Regions from separate parts of the Homo sapiens genome. Here regions 1 and 2 are each linked to region 3. A link is a loop called in an ENCODE intact Hi-C map of the cell type or tissue named here. Cell type or tissue: ascending aorta. All regions are shown on one strand. Each heading gives the region's core, and the rest is flanking DNA. Links, peaks and the distances in the headings are about the cores only.

Region 1 (5,509 bases), core at 714-4,713, 100 kb after region 3:
ACTAATAAGATATATAAATATATACACATACATGTGTATATGTGTTGTGTATATGTGTGTGTGTATATATATATATATATATATTATATATAATTTGAAGAGTAACACCCCAGTTAAGATATAGAGCATTACCATCACCCTAGAATGTTCCCTTGAATGTCTTTCCAGTCTATGCCCCCACCTCCATAGTCGACCACTATTCTGATTTTTATTCCATAAATGAGTCTGCCTATTCTTGAACTTTCATATAGGTAGAATCAAACAGTAAGTACTCTTTTTTTCTGGATTTTCAAGCTCAATATAATGTGTGTGTGATTCATCCATGTTGTTGCAGATGTAGATCTCAGGTCAGGCCACTTATTTCTTTTTATTCCTGAGATATTCCTTTATGCCAATATATTATATTTATTTTTCTGTTTTCTTGTTGTTGGACGTTTGGGTTGTTTCCTGGGTTGTTTGTAACTTTAAAAGTTTATGCCATTTTTAAAAACTTCAAAAGAGATGGTATGGTATAAATAATTTTGCATTAGTTGGCTTTATTCTACACCTTATGAATAGAGTACAAGCATCTAATAAACATAGATGGTAGGCTTCGGAGTGGAACATTAGATTTAGATTCCAAAATGGTGCATGTACAGCCTTAGCTTCCTGGGACTCTTTATTGTCTGACTGCCACTAGAAGGTTGGCTGGCTCCTGCCAGGAAAACATTGTTGCATTTACCCTGAGTGGACCTTTTCTGTGTGTGCCCTCAGAGCACTTAAGAGAACATAGAGCTGTCACTTCTCAAGTTTACTCACCAGGCTATAAGCTTTCATTATACCTATTTGGTAACAAATGTTTGCATAGTGACAGAATTTGGTCTTAGACTCACTTTTATTGCAACCTGGTTATGAGACAGCAAAGAGGCCAATGCCCTCTTATACTACCAACAACAAAAGCACTTATAGTTACCAAAAAATGAATGATAATTATGAATGATAATTGGCTCAATACCTATTGGCTCAATACAGAAATAATATATTTCAGGTAACTTAAGTATAAAACAAAATCATTATAAAGAAATTGCCATTTTTTTTTTCTACTGACCTAACCACCCTCCTACGGCACCAGGTAAGAATTTTTCTGTGCCAAGGGTTTGTGGTTTATACTATCAAATGCACATTAAAATTTAACTTCCCATTTTCAATTAAATAGAATTGAGTCACAGTCAGTACATATCCAGAAAGGTTCACATCTTGTGATGCACTTATAAATCTGATCTTGTAAGTCCCCAAATCATATCTGCTTTCATGCATTTGTTTCTTCATTTCCTGCCCAAAGAATGTTTGGAGGATTATTTTGATCCTACTGTAGTTTAAGACCATGCCCTTACATGACTTAGTTTATTGAATATTTTGCTAGCTTATTTTTATTTTATTTTATTTTAAAGTTGTTAAGAACCAGTGGATTGTTAGTTGAAATATGCAGGGCTGCATTCCCCCATCCCATTACTACCTTTATTTCAAGTGAAAGTTTGCCATTCATAGTGCCTTTGCTTCCTAATGACCTCATTCATACCAAAATTGGGACCTGGAAGCTGAGGCCCGGATTTTTCTCTGACTCAGTTTCCTGTGTTCCAAAAAAATTCCTTTTCCTATATTAATTGTTATTCTTCTTTTGTTAAGACTTAAGTGGTTTTAAGGTAAATTCTCATGTTACCCTCTAATGCCAACTTGAGCTGTTTAAAATATCGGAAGCGCTCCCACAAATGAATTGTGTTCCCACAATTTCCTAGCATCATTCATTGCTCTCATTTCACAGATGCAAACACAAAAACACATCCTTTTGTACATAACAATCATAAATACTTTCCCAAGGTCAGGAATATTTCTGTCAGGAAAGCCCTATTTTACCAAAGAACAGGATGTTTTGATAAACTAAATATTCTGAGAATTATCATATGTACCTATCAAGGTTTCTATTGTGAAGCCTTCTCTCTCTTCACTGAGAAAGAAGTCGGCCCTTTATCTGTCTTCCTTGCTTCCTAATCTCCCACCCAAGAGGTTCAACTATTGGCTTAATGATTCACTAATTGTGAGAGATGGTGATTTATGATATTAGGGAAAAAAAAGGAAGCCTTTATAGTTGAAAAAAAATTAAGATTGTTCTCATGTTTTAATCCTACATCTATTTCTGGTCTGACTCTAGTCTTGCTTTGTTTTATTTTTGCATTTGACTGTCATCTTGATGTTTACTTCGGTCTACTTTAGAATCCTTGTCTTCATTCTGGCTTTTCTGCTTGTCAGTTTTGGGTTGGCTTTATTTATTTATTTTGTTTGGGGGCAGGACATAATCTCTTGCCCTCAGGCAAAATCAGTTGCTGACTCTCCCCCGTTTTTTCTCCAGGGTCTAGGTCACTTTATTAGCATATCTTTCATGTTTAGGTAAGACTGCTGTCGCTTTTTGAGAAGTTAGTAGGTATCCTGTGGATAAAAAGTGATATCAGGCTTTTTTTTCCTTCTCTCTCTCTCTCTCTCTCTATATATATATATGTATATCAAAAATATTAAGCACATGGATATGATTCTTATACGATAATTTGTCTTTCAAAATGATACGAAACACAAGAAGGTACATGCAGTTGATGTGATTATGACACATTGCTCTATTATGCCCAGGAAAGACTGTTTGATGAAGCCTGGATTTTTCATAATTCAGAATCTGGCTCAGCTACCTGGTCTTGTCAACTTCCAAAAGTGACTCACCAGTGACTCAGACTCAGAGGATTGTACCATGCGAAGCTTGAGCCCCAAAGGCTTTGGAGTGAAACAGGCTGGTCCAAAGTTTTAGTTCAGCTGAGATATCCTAAGTGTATTATTTGCAGGTTGAGATTTGATTATGAGAAATGAAGATATCTACCTTATAACATAGTTTAAAGGCAAAATAGTCTAATATATACACAAACACATATAGAGGCAAGATGAAGTAAAAATGGTAGCTGTGGTTGTTCTGAGAATGATTATAAAACAGAATTTGTAGAAAGAGACATATTGTTAAGAGGCTTATATAACTTACATAAGACAAAAATTATATTAGCCAAATTACATTTAGTAACTTTGTTGTATAAACATAGAAGAGCAGAAGCAATCAAATCTAGTATGCAGATTTTCCATGAGTCAGGTTATGACATCCTAATTCTTTCATCTGCACAAGATAATTAGACCTGCCTCCAGGACCACACAGATGGAGACAGTGGAAGGGCACCCTTGATCCAAGGTCAGCATCATCAATATTTCCTTTCAGTTCACTCAGTGCTCTTTCTCACTGACACATGCTTTAGTTATATGATCTTCAGTCTGGGTCTAGGCATGTCTTGCTGGTCGTTGAATTATATGTTTTCTTATTTTTTCTGATGAATTTTTAGGAAAGAACATCTCTTCACACTTATGTGCTGATACAGTTGGGAGACTTATGATGGCAATTATATTTTTTATTAATCACATAGGGAAAAAAGTATAAAGACTAAGGAGTGCATAAAAGCAGGAAGGAGTAGTGTGGTTAAGTGATGGGCGAATGAGAAAGAAAGCCGGGGTCAAGATGATAGAGGGTGAAATATTTGTTGACACTGTATTAGATCCTGTACAATGGCATGGACACTTAAAATACAAAAGGTATATACCTGAAAATTGTTTGCCTAAGCCTTTACCTTATGAAAGTAGATGGAAGAATATGTAACATTGTCTCCAGTTTTTTTTAGCTTTCCTCTTAACTCATCCATTATTATCTCTTTTTGCAAATCCAGAAGCAGGCCAATTTCCAGATATCAATTAACTGAGTTACTATCTTGCCGAAGGCAAATGTGTTTATTGGTCAATTTACCAAACTCCCATTTTCAAAAACTATTTTTGATGGACAACATTTTACTTTCCCTTTCATGACAAGCTGCTAAGGGATCTTCAATATGTCTGCCACTGCTTCCTGCTATTAGCAGCTGGAGAATGACAGGATGAGAGGCAAAGACACAAGAGAGTTGGGACTTAAGAAGATATTTCACCTGAATAATCATGGAATATAAAAATGCAATAAATATGCTATGAATATACTATTTTGCATGATGCGATTGTGTTGATAAGAATTCTTCACATATATTCAATGAATTTACATTTTGCACTATTTTTCTTGGATATCAAGAACTGTAACAATTGTCCACTTGCAGGATTAATAATATATTCTAAAAACAATAAATTCAAAAGAATGCTCTGTGTTTGAGAATATAGTCTTACAATTATATCTTTCATACCCTCTGTAGTATCTGTCTCTTCTACCCTGAAGCTCATCCGTTTCTCAGCTCACCTATTTTTCAATTCCCCTTTCTCTGCTCTCTCTTTCCTCAGCCTCCTCTTTTCTTTGTTCTATAGCTCCAGCTGGAACAGTGCGGACTGTCACAGAAACAAACCAAACATTCCTTAAAGTGCTATAATTAGGGCAAAATAAAAATTCATGAGCCACAACTATGTAGTAGAAAGGTATAAGTAAATTTGATGAATCAGTCATTTGGTGAATTAGACTTTCAACTAATTGGCTTTAGGCATGTTGCCCACTCAACAAACTGACTTCTGGTGGATTCACTTAGAACCTGTGTATTCTGGGAAGAGGTAGAGTGGTGAAAGCATAAAGCTTGGAAGAGATTAGGGTTTTGCATTTTTTTTTGTATAAAAATTGTTTTGGCGACTTATAGCAAAATGTAGTTCTGTCCAAGCAAAGGTGACATGACTCAACTGATCATTAGTCTAGATTGGTGCTGTAGTTGTGTGCAGCACTGATAACTTATTACAACTTCATATCTTTGTGCTCACTGGCTACGTCATCAATTTTATTGAATTTAGAAAATAAGTACAATGAGCTTGGTAGTTTATGTGATATGTGTGACAAATAAACTTTAAAGTAATTGGTGGCAAAGATTATTAAAGTACCTAAATATCATGTTCGGCATATTTTTAAAATATGAAGTATTAAAGGATTTTTTTTGTTGTTCAGTGGTCCTTGTTGAAATTTTAATGCTATGTAGTTCAGTTTCAAAGAGTAAATGTATGTTAACAGCCTTATTTGATTCTCTTATTTAATCATCACAGTAAACCTCTGAAGCAAACACTATTATTAATCTCAGTTTACAAGAGAAAACTGAAATTAGTGATGTTTAGTAACTTGATCATAGTCTTCCTGTTAGTAGGTCACAGAATTCAGAATTTGAAATAAGTAGCATCACTCAATGTGATCAGCACTGTTCAATACAAATATAACATGAGCCACATATATAATTTTACCTTTTCTAGTAGCCACATTTAAAAAGTGAAAAGTTAAATTAATTTAATTTTAATGGTATATCTTGTTCATCCCAATATAAGCAAAACATTATAATTTCGATATAAAATCTATAAAAAGTTAATGATATATTTTGAGTGTTTTTCATATTAAACCTTCAAAATCCAGTGTGTATTGTGCAGTTTCAGCATAGCGCATCTCAATTCA
Region 2 (5,509 bases), core at 489-4,488, 53 kb before region 3:
CAAATTACTCAAGAGCACAAAATAATTGCAGAGTATCTTGGGGCTCTTTTACTTCTATTCCATTTTTTTTCCATTTCTCAGAGCAGGAACATGTCCCTTGTGCCCTAATACAGCCCCCTTGGGAAATACAGAGCCATAATTCATCCCAGGGGGCAACCCTGGCCTGACTCTCCCAATTCTGGATTTTATCTTCCTCCACCCTGCTGCGATACTCCTGAGTACAAAGCACACACGGCTGGAAGCAGCACACACTCTGGCTTCCTCTCCCATGTGCCTTGGAGGTCATTTTATTTCATTTCTATTCCTCTTGTGAGCTGCTTGCACTTCTGTGTAAGACAGATTTATTTGGAACCAATTGCAGCTGCCAGTTAGAGGAACCCTCTATGAAACATCTCTATGAGACAGCCATCTGAGACTGACCTTCAGGACACCACTGTGCTGTCTCCTGCCAACTTTCAACAGACATATCCAGGAGCAAAGTACATTGTGTAGCCTGGAAAGCCTGCCCCTGTGGTCTCTTCCTTTGTCCCCTCTGACTGTGGTGAGGGGCAGCCTCTATTGACAGTGTGGGAACATGGGAACACAAGACAGAATGCCCTTTGGGCACCCGTTCTTCCTGAATTTAAGTTCCAGGTAATTTCACAAAGTTGGGAGGAAAAGGATGGAAAAGAAGGAAGAAAATGAATATTTCCTACATCTTCTATGGGTTAGCCCTGGAACACCCGCTTTGTATAAATAATCTCTGATTCCTCACAAGATGCAAGGTGACACAGCTGGCAGGGGCAGAGCTGGGCTTTGAACCCAGGCAGAATTGTTCCATGTGCACCATATTTCCTGTGCCCCATATACCTTATTAGTGTCTCAAGGATGCTAACATTTTCCTAATTAGCTACATTTGTCTTCTTTAGGAAACTCTGGAACCCCAAAGTGCTTCAAGAACTGCAAAGAGAGTTCTTGCAGTGATAGTAAGATATCTGTGAAGTGAATGAAGGATGGTATGGAGAGGAGCTGGAGTTCATGTAGGAAACATGGATGAGCCTAATAAGCTTTGTTCCCTACAACTGCTAGCTAGGACTCATTGGGTCTGCAAACACCGTGAACCTTATTGGACAAGAGAAATGTTTACTTACTTGCATACCCTCATGTGTTTTAAAGCAGAGTCAGGGAGAACTATGCCCCTTCTCAAACACGTCCTCTCTTTTGGTGATCTAATAAATTACTGGGTGAGTGTAACAGAGAAAGGTCAGGCTGGGCGCAGTGGCTCACACCTGTAATCTCTACACTTTGGGAGGCCGAGGTGGGTGGATCTCCTGAGGTCAGGAGTTCGAGACCAGCCTGGCCAACATGGTGAAATTCCGTCTCTACTAAAAATAAAAAAAATTAGCTGGGCACGGTGGCATGTGCGACTGTAATCCCAGCTACTTGGAGGCTGAGGCAGGAGAATCACTTGAACCCAGGAGGCAGAGGTTGCAGTGAGCCGAGATCAGGCCACTGCACTCCAGCCTGGGGGACAGAGCAAGATTCCGTCTCAAAAAAATAAATAAATAAAAAATAAAGGTCAGCAAAATACCCCCATAGCAGTAGTGATTCTCACTGATAGCCTCTCTGTGGCTACAGCACAAACTCTTCCACCCTTCTTTCTCATTTCCATCCCTAAAAATATTTGCTGTTATTTGCAAACCTAAAGAGACTAAAGAAATGGGCATAGACCAGTGGAAGTCTCCTTAGAGTTACTTTCACTGTGCATACTTTAGAGAAAGTAGAAAAGTTTTCCAAGAAGGGAAAAAGGGGCCACAAATTATATGTTTGACGCACAACTCCAAATCCTGCCCACTATGTCTTCTCTCATCATTCCTGATACAATTTTAATTCTTTCTTTTGTTCTCTCAAATATTAACAAGAGTTCATATCCCCTGGTATCACATCAAGTTTATTCTGGAAATACTAAACTCTCCACAGAGACTTGGGACAAAGAAACATAATTAAAGGCTCTTATCAAGTGTTATGTCCTAGTTTTGTCCTAGTTTTACACAATGCTTTTGATGAATGAAGAAAATGGCAATAAGTAATTTGTTTTTTTTCTGCTGGAGAATAATATGGGAATAGGAACTTGCACAGCAACAAGCTTGGAAAGTAATCTGTCCTATAGTCTCTGAGTCTTAAAAGCTCAGTCTACCTCTAAGAAAGGAGAGGCAACTCTACTTTTATGGGATGTCTATGTGTGTGGAGGGGAGTATGAATGAGGCTAGTTATGCTGTAAAATAGCCACATCGTTTCTTGCTACATTTTTGTGCTTCCAGCCCATATACACTTCGTGTGTTTCTTGGCTTCCTTATTCGGATGAGGCACCAGCATTCAAGTGAACTGAGGGTGCAGTTTTAAAAGCTGCTTTTTGCGACAGGGGTGGTGGCCTAGCCCACAGGAAATGAAGAAAACTGATAGGTCCAAACTTTGAGTTCCCGCAGAGGCCTGAAATCAGGACACTTGCTCTTGAGGACAAGAACTACTTTGTAAAGAATAACCAGTGTACCCACAGCTCAGAATGCTCTGTGCCTAAGCAAAGCCAAGCCCCGAAACTCATTTTTCCATAAACAAGCCTCAGCCGCAGAGACATAACTCTCTTTAGACTCTCTGGATGATTTCATTTACTCGGCATGCCAAAGCGCCCAGATGTATGATTCGCTCAGCCTCATTCACTGGGGAAACTGATCTTTTCTTTTGATTTGGTATTAGCAGAAATGTCATTTATCAAAGCTTTTCGGGCAGGTTGCCTATCTGGAATTTGTCTCCTAAGACCCTGAAGTCATTTTCAGGGTGACTGTCCCTCCCCACCTCCACCCTGCCATAGTCACATGTACTCTCTTCCTAAAGAATTTAGACCTCCAGTTCTTTCTCATGTAGTGTTTTTCCTTTCTGGGTTTTCTTTCTTTTTTTTTTTTTGGTCTGATACATCCCTTTTGGTCTCTAGGATATTTCCATGCATAAATGGGTTGACATTTTTATGACTTGTTATTTAAAAAAAGAAAAAGACTTGCTGTGTTCACTGTAATCTTTTTAATGTAAGATAATTCCAATGACAAACAGTGGTAAAACAAGCTTATTTCTCCGCCAAACATGATTCAACGTCGATGGGTATTTCTTCTTTCTCCTCGCCGTTTGAGAGAAATTGGGAGGGTCAGGAGGAAAGCCAGATTTGAGAAGAAAGTGCTTCATTAAATTCCAGGCATGGGTCTGAAGCAAAACAGACAAACAGACAAGGAAAAACAAAGCACTTCTCTAAATTTTTATATGGCTTGGTTTTTTTTTTTTTTTTCGCGGTGGTTTCAGACAGATGGCAGAGGTTAGTTCCATCTTCCTGTCAGCTGTCAGCTACTGAGACACTTGTGAACTCCAATCTAGACAGTCTGCCAGGTTTTCCACAAATACAGCCACACATCTCCTAAATTTCCCAGACCATCTTAATTTCAACGGCTCTATACCATTGTTTTACAAATACCTTGACTTGCTGGGCTTCAACTTTTTGTTCAATTCTGATTCTCTATTAAAGTAGAATATAGTCACAGTAAAGTAGACAAATAAATCTAAGCGTCCATCTTTAGATTTTTACCTATTTACACAGGCATGTGTGTACACATTAAGTCAGAATATTTCCAGTGCCAATGAGGTTCCCTGTGTCTCTTTCCTGACTCAGAAATAGCCAAACTTCTGACTTTCATCATCATATTTTACTTCGTGTATTGTTTATTCACTCAGTGTGGAGTCTTTTATATCTGATTTCTTTCATTTAACATAACACTTGTGAGACTCACCTATTTTGTTATGTGTAGCAGTAGCTTGTTCCTCTTTACTTCTATGTAGCATTCGAATTTATAAATACACATGCCATCTCTCTATTCTCCTGTTCATGGGCTTTTGGAAATACCCTTATTTTTGATGATGGATGATTTGGTTACCATACCCACAAGATATCAGACATCATCAAAGAGTGGGGCAAAAAACACAAGGGCTTTCAAACCTAATACATGGGATCTCACAGATATTAGCTTAATGCCCCCAGGAAAGTTACTTAATTTATCATCTGAATTTGCCTTACACATCATTATAAGAAAGACATGGAATACCATATATACATGTCTATACTAATTCTTTACACAAGATAGAAATATAATAAAAGATTGCTATCATGATTTTTTTTAATCTTCGGGGCAAATTAGTTGTTAATATGACACAGGAAGACAAAACATCAATATAATTAGTGCCTCATTATACCATTAGAAAATGACAAGAATGTTTCAAGGAAAATTTTTAAACTTTATCTTGGCAGAAAGTATTTAATTTCTGGTATTATAGAGAATAATTCCAGAATGGGATTTTGGGTGTGGGCTCTAAGGATAAGGGTTCCAAAGATTTGTCATTTTCGGAGAAACATACTAATTCTTCAAAGTTCATCCAACAAATGATTTTGGAGCAATTACAAAATTCCAGTCACTGTTGCAGCAAAGAATCAGACAGTTTATCCTCATGACTATTAGTGGAGATGGATCATAAATAAGTAAGCAATTAAATTAATAAGATATGTTTGGGAGGCCGAGGTGGGTGGATCCCCTGAGGTCAGGAGTTTGAGACCAGCCTGACCAACATGGCGAAACCCCGTGTCTACTAAAAATACAAAATTAGCTGGGCATGGTGGCACATGCCTGTAATCCCAGCTACTTGGGAGGCTGAGGCAGGAGAATCACTTGAACCTGGAGGTGGAGGTTGCAGTGAGCCAAGATTGTGCCATTGTACTCCAGCCTGGGCAACAAGAGTGAAACTCTGTCTTGGAAAAAAAAAAAAAAAAAAGATGTTTTTATCAATAAGTGCTGAGGTAAAACACAGAACAGGGTAAGGAGAGAGAGTGGTGGGCGTCAGGTGCTGCTTTAGATCAGGAGGCTAGGAAAGGCCACATTGAGGAAGGCATATGTAAGCAGAGAACCCTGTGCAGGAGTCATTTATCAAAGTCCCTGGGGAAAGAGACTTCCAGGCAGAGGGAAAAGCAAGTACAAAGGCACTGAGTCAGATATGAATTTGGCAAATTTGAGTAACAGCAAGGAACTCAAAGTTCCTAAAGGGTAGGAATCTGGGGATTTGGGGAGGAGGAGTGATATTGGTGGAGGTTACAGAGACAGGCAGGGGCCAGACCCTCTGTATTTCATCCACTCACTGTTAGTGTTAGAAGCCTCGGAATGTGCCTTATGGGCGGCTGGAGGGTTAAATTACTTCTCTAAGATTACTCAGAACTAGAGTTGAGCAAGAATCCAAGTTTTCTGTTTCTGTTTTCCATGCTGCCTAACTTTAAATAATATATATCAAGTCCATTACCAAGTCTGGGTATGATTTAATACTAATGATTATAATTCAGCCAAAGAGAATAAGAAAATAGGCAATAAAGAGGTGTTATTATGATGAAGAAATTCTCAAACTTCACAACTAGAACAATTTTGGAAAGAACTGAATATTTTGAAACAGA
Region 3 (5,509 bases), core at 906-4,905:
AAAGGTACTCATCACACAAAGTGTGGTCTGAAAATGAGCAGCACCATCACCACCAGAGAGCTTGTGAGAAATACAGAATCTCAGACCAGCTGACCTAGAATCTGCATCTTAAGAAGGTTGCCAGGTGGTTTCTGTGCTTACCGAAGTTTGAGATGCACTGCCAGAGGTGACAGACAACACTTTATGTAAGGTTTGGAGGTAAAGAAAGAAGTGAAAAGGGAATGTACATTTTTAGGGATACTGGTGTTATTTCACGTAACCCACACAATGTACTTCTATTACTGTCTCTTTACAGAAAAGAAAACTCACATCTGAGTAGGTTAATTCTATCGCCCACAGTCTTGATTTAATAAATGGTAGAGCAAGAATGTGGAGCCTGGTGTGTCTAGCTCCAAAGATTGCCTGGTTCCATTTCACGACTGAATGATTTTATCAGTTTGGGATTTTGAAAAGTTAAATGTAAGAGAGTCAATGAAGTGGGTTGAGACTGTTTTCTGTCAATTAGAAAATACCCATCATGTTCTTGTGAGGACTGAATGAGGCAGTTTATGGAAGCTGTGTGATGTATGGTGGGTAGGTGCTCAGGAGATGAAATCTGCCATTAGTAGTAACTGAACCCTAGAGTCTTTGTTGCACTCCCCTCTCCAGTATATGCTTACATAACCAAGTTCTTTATGGTCTCTTTTTCCTTTAATATTCAAATATCTACAATCTGACTTGTTGTCCTGAGTGACTGTGGAAAGTCTGGTCTTTTATTTTATCCCCCCTCCAGGCATATCGGAGAATGCCAGGGGATTGTTTACATGTTCTATGATTCCCACATGGTTTTCACTTGTCAACTGTACCAGACATCTCCTTCATATCTCCTTCCTCAGTACTGTTTCACCCTAACAATGGAACAGGCATCTCTATTAATTCCCCAAAGGACAATTAAGACCAAGGTTTGGAAAACAACAGCAGGAAACTACAACGCAGAGAATATGATTGGATTCTGAACAATAATTTTGAGTCTTTGTCCTATGGCTTTTCCCTTCCCTGACTCTTCCCTTGGCTTTGGTTTGCCTCGATGTTTCAGGGGCCACCCTCATGTCCCTCCACATGGATGCTCTGGTCGTTTCTATGCTGCTTTGAAGATAGGCTCCCAACTTTCTCTTGAGCTCAGGAAGAAGGAAAAAGAGTCCTCATTTCCCTCAATGGGGGACTTGTCTTTTGTTTTTTCTTCCCTAGGACTTGTAGAAATGAGGACATTCATGTTCTTCATGGGAAATAGCCATCTCCATTCAAAGAATGTAAACTGGCCTTCCATGTTTACATTAGGTAATCACAGTACTCACCATTTTATTTTCTGTCTGGTTAATTCAAACTAAAATGATACCTTAAGGGGGAAATTGAACAATCTTCAAAGAAAATAGTTCTTTGAAACTAACCCTCCAGCATTTCTTCTGTCAGGTCTACATGTTCCTCCTGATGTGGCTTGGTCTCCTAATCAATAAGCAGCTACTTTTAAAAGACACATGGGGGGACGGATAGCATTAGGAGATATACCTAATGCTAAATTACGAGTTAATGAGTGCAGCACACCAGCATGGCACATGCATACATATGTAACTAACCTGCACATTGTGCACATGTACCCTAAAACTTAAAGTATAATAAAAAAAAGACACATACACTTTAAGAACAAATAATATTCTTTTTAAAAGTTAATTCTTTTTATTGATACATAATAGTTGTGCATATTTATGGGGTACATGTGATATTTTGATACATGCATACAATGTGTAATGATCAAATCAGGGTAATTGAGATATCCATCACCTCAATTATCATTTCTTAAGAACACACAACCTTCTTACAGAAGGAATTCTAACATGTAAACAGAACATTTAATATCTCAGCCTGAATTAGGCCTTCCCAAGGACAGTGAGTAGATATTTGAATTATAACTGCATAGCATAATGGGCTTAGTAAGCCCACTACACTATCTCCTGGAACTGGCACATGCCATCACTCATAGAACAGGTGTGTTTATGAGGGTCTGTGTGTGTGTGTGTGTGCGTGTGTGTGTCAAAAAGAACCACAAGGTTACAGAAAAATTTAGTCTATCCAATTGCCACATTTTTTGACACCATGTTGACACAATATGTCACAGAAACTGACAGCATCCAAACATTGAAACATAGCTGTTTCTTGATTTAAAGATCATGAAATTAGAAGCACTCTGTGTTAAGGGTAGGGGGAGTGGTCTCCAAAGACAGTGCACATACACCCCAAAGACAAGCTTTATAATCACCTTGAAAGCAAAAACTTCCTATAATCCTCCAAATGGTGTGACACGCTTCAGCTCTTTGGATATGTTTTTCTCCCTGGACTGCTCTATTACCCCATGCCCTGTTGTTTGTCTTGGATACAAGATGAAGATTTTCTACTTAGACCTCTGAAAATTATTCAGGTCATGTTTAGCTACAGAATGTTTTGCTGCCTCCACCGGATGGAATCTATTTTTAAAATTTGGAGTTTGAAGGACTAAAAGGAAAGAGAAAACATGATGCTTTATTGGTTTTAAGGCAGTTGTTTTTATGTGTTTCAAGTCATACACTCTTGTGTACTTAAAAGGAATGGGACTTAGCCTCTAAGAAATGCACTTACAGATGACATTAGAGTTTAAGAGACCTAATGTATTTTTTTCAAACCTTTCCTGGACTCCCTCCATGAGGCCTCTTGGTTTAAGATTAGTTTAGACAATATTGTAGTATCTTTCAGTGAAAGAAAATATTAATAACTTTAATAAAGAGGAAGATTATATGCCTATAAAAATTAATCTCAACATTGCAACCTTGCTTCAGTCTGAGGCAAAAGAGGGCCTTCATCTGTTACCACGATGGTTTCCCAGAGGCCAATCAAGTTGTTGACCAGATTTATCTCTGTAGCAGTTAATGCTGAATGTCTGCGGTTTGAATGGCTTGTGAGTAGAAGCCATAAATCAATTGTTGGGTATTGCTCATTTTTGTGGTTTATTCTTCAAAATATAGCCAAAGACAGTAGCAATTTAGAGGATTTTGTTTCTTGGCGAATAGGTATTTCCTTTTTTACACATACATTAACTTGCCGAGTGACAGTATGTGAAAATCATTTCTGCTCTTTGAATACTTGCAGGATATTCTATCACTCTAACTGATGGAAGTTCTTCAAGGAAGCTTTTCTCACAACTTACCTTTTTCTTCTAGCAAAGGGACCATTTGTGAGTATTCTTTGAAACCTAATAGTTTGTTTTGTGTGTTGGTGTATGTATGTGTGTCTGAGAGAGAGAGAGAATTTTACAAAATTGAGTCAAACTAGGATTATTGATTTGTGAACAGTAGGATATTCTATGTTTCTCAAAATAATGGAAAAAGGTCAGCACAAAATTTGTATCACTTAGATTTTTAATAAACAAGAGAAATAATGCCAGATTTTAGAACAAGGACTCAAGTAGCGTAGACTTCAAAAGGTGCTTCTCTGAGGTGTAGGCATTTTAGAAGTCAAATTGTGAGAGGAGCCTCAAAGTGTATTTCCCTCTTAAGTGTCACCTCATTTTAAACCTTGAAGACTCAGGTTTTACCATATCCTTGATATAGGATCACTGCTTTATAAAGTGTTCAAGTAAAGTCTCAAATGTTAAATAATGTTAATACAAAATAATTCCTTAGTTCACAGAAAACTTGAGATTTTTTTTTTTACTCTGGTCCAACTCGCCAGCATATCTGACCTGGACTATAGCAGTTGACTCCTAGCTGGGTCTTCCTTTTCCTACCCTCGTCTCCCTGTCATCCATTGTCCACAAAGCAGTCACAAAGGCTGATATCAACCTTAAGACTATTCAGGACTTTATATCACACTTGGAATAAAATCCATACTCTCTCTTTTGGCCTGGGTGACTCTTCTTGATCTAGCCCTTACCTCATTCTGGGAATCCCATTTCGTACCACTTGTTCACAGTGCCTCAGCCCTACTGGCTACTCTCTAGTCTGTTTCTTGAACAAGCTAAGGCCATATTTCCTAGCACGTGCTATATCCTTGTTTACAAATGTAAATGGCTGGCTTCATCTTCTCATTTCGGTCTCTTTTCGAAGTGACTGTGTCAGAGAGGTCTTTCCTGAACATTCATTTCAAACCAGTCTTCTCCACCCTTACCTTTCATCTTTTTTTTTTTTCTTTCTGAGATGGAGTCTCACTCTGTTATCTAAGCTGGAGTGTAGCAGCACTCTCTTGGCTCACTGCAACCTCTGCCTCCTGGGTTCCAGCGATTCTCCTGCCTCAGTTTCCAGAATAACTGGAATTACAGACATGCATCACCACACCTGGTTAATTTTGTATTTTTAGTAGAGATGAAATTTTAGCATGCTGGCCAGGCTAGTCTGGAACTCCTAACCTCAAATGATCCACCTGCCTTGGCCTCCCAAAGTGTTGGGATTACAGGCATGGGACACCATGCCCGGCCCTCACCCTTCATCTTACTACCTTGCCTTATTTTCTTTACAGCACTTTTTACTGCTTAAAAATACAGAATATATTTATTTGCTTCCATGTTTATTTTTTACTTCCTTAACAGAATATAAGCTCTCTGAGGGCAAGGATTTTATCTTTTCCAGCTATAACCCTAACCTTTAATACAGTGCCTGTCACATAAACAAATACTGAAAAAAAAGCTATTTGGATTATTGAATGACTGAGAAAGCGAATTTTCAATGGGATTTCACATGCTGGATCTCTTGGCATATGGAATGTGGATGGAAGGAAAAAAACGTGTTATTCTCTGATTCACTAGGCCTTCCTTAGGGTAGGGACAAACTTAAATCTTGCTCTTCTGTGAGCAGATTTAAAAGAGAGTCAATGGAAGACAGTCTGTGATATTTAGGAACGTCTGTAATCTCCAAAGTGAGGAAAAGAAGAAGTTTCAAATGTCAGTGATAAATGTGGAGAGGGAAAACATTGGAACACAGCAGTGCATCTCTCTGGTCATACAACATGACAGAGTCGCTTCAACAATTTCATCTCTTGTGCCCAGGGAAAGGCATTGAGCTCCATATCAGATGTGAGTTCAAGTTTTGCCTTTGTTCTCATCAGCTCCTGCAAACCTAGGCAAGGCACAGATACCTGGGCCTGATTTTTCACTGGTGAAATGGGAAGGATAATGAAAGGAGAAAATAATTTTTATTAAGTCTTACTGTCTTCTAAGCCCTAAGTACATATCTGCCTGTATTATTTGGTTTAGTTCTTATGATAATCCCCCATTGCTACACCCTTCTCCACCCCAACCCTGTGCTACAGATAAAGATACTGAAACTCAAGAGGGATTTGATAATAGTAGTAATTATGAAAAGGCACACATGTAGCCAGTGACAGAGCTGGTATTAAAGCTTCATGTCAATTTGAGCTTGCAGCTCATGGTTTTAACGGCTGTGCTATGGGGTTTTCCCTTCAATATGATTGGGAGAACAAAACGAAGTCACCTTCCAGCTCTAATAAA

What was found. Peaks named below come from ENCODE experiments on the same cell type or tissue, not always from the same donor. Only the 100,000 strongest peaks of a DNase experiment are listed, where the experiment ranks them.
Region 1: a loop joins it to region 3, with 2.0 times the contacts of the local background. A loop is called at or near these places in 12 of 110 quality-filtered maps.
Region 2: a loop joins it to region 3, with 3 times the contacts of the local background. A loop is called at or near these places in 10 of 110 quality-filtered maps.

The regions. Positions count from the first base shown.
Region 1 is chr3:30,339,737-30,345,245 of GRCh38, reverse strand. No RefSeq gene overlaps it. Among named protein-coding and RNA genes, the nearest start is that of LINC01985, 180 kb to the left of the region's middle. RefSeq lists an enhancer at 1,944-3,143. In ascending aorta, for the core only: no CTCF peak of the experiment used is centred there; a DNase peak (open chromatin) is centred at 2,745; H3K27ac peaks cover 2,479 bases.
Region 2 is chr3:30,493,745-30,499,253 of GRCh38, reverse strand. No RefSeq gene overlaps it. Among named protein-coding and RNA genes, the nearest start is that of LINC01985, 22 kb to the left of the region's middle. In ascending aorta, for the core only: no CTCF peak of the experiment used is centred there; a DNase peak (open chromatin) is centred at 2,493; H3K4me3 peaks cover 1,012 bases; H3K27ac peaks cover 4,000 bases.
Region 3 is chr3:30,441,404-30,446,912 of GRCh38, reverse strand. The region is part of intron 4 of LOC101927995 (a long non-coding RNA gene); the gene reads right to left. LOC105377013 (a long non-coding RNA gene) reads left to right here. Exons shown (of 4, transcript XR_940683.2): 2 at 3,157-3,241. Among named protein-coding and RNA genes, the nearest start is that of LINC01985, 75 kb to the left of the region's middle. In ascending aorta, for the core only: a CTCF peak has its summit at 2,487; no DNase peak of the experiment used is centred there; H3K27ac peaks cover 3,696 bases.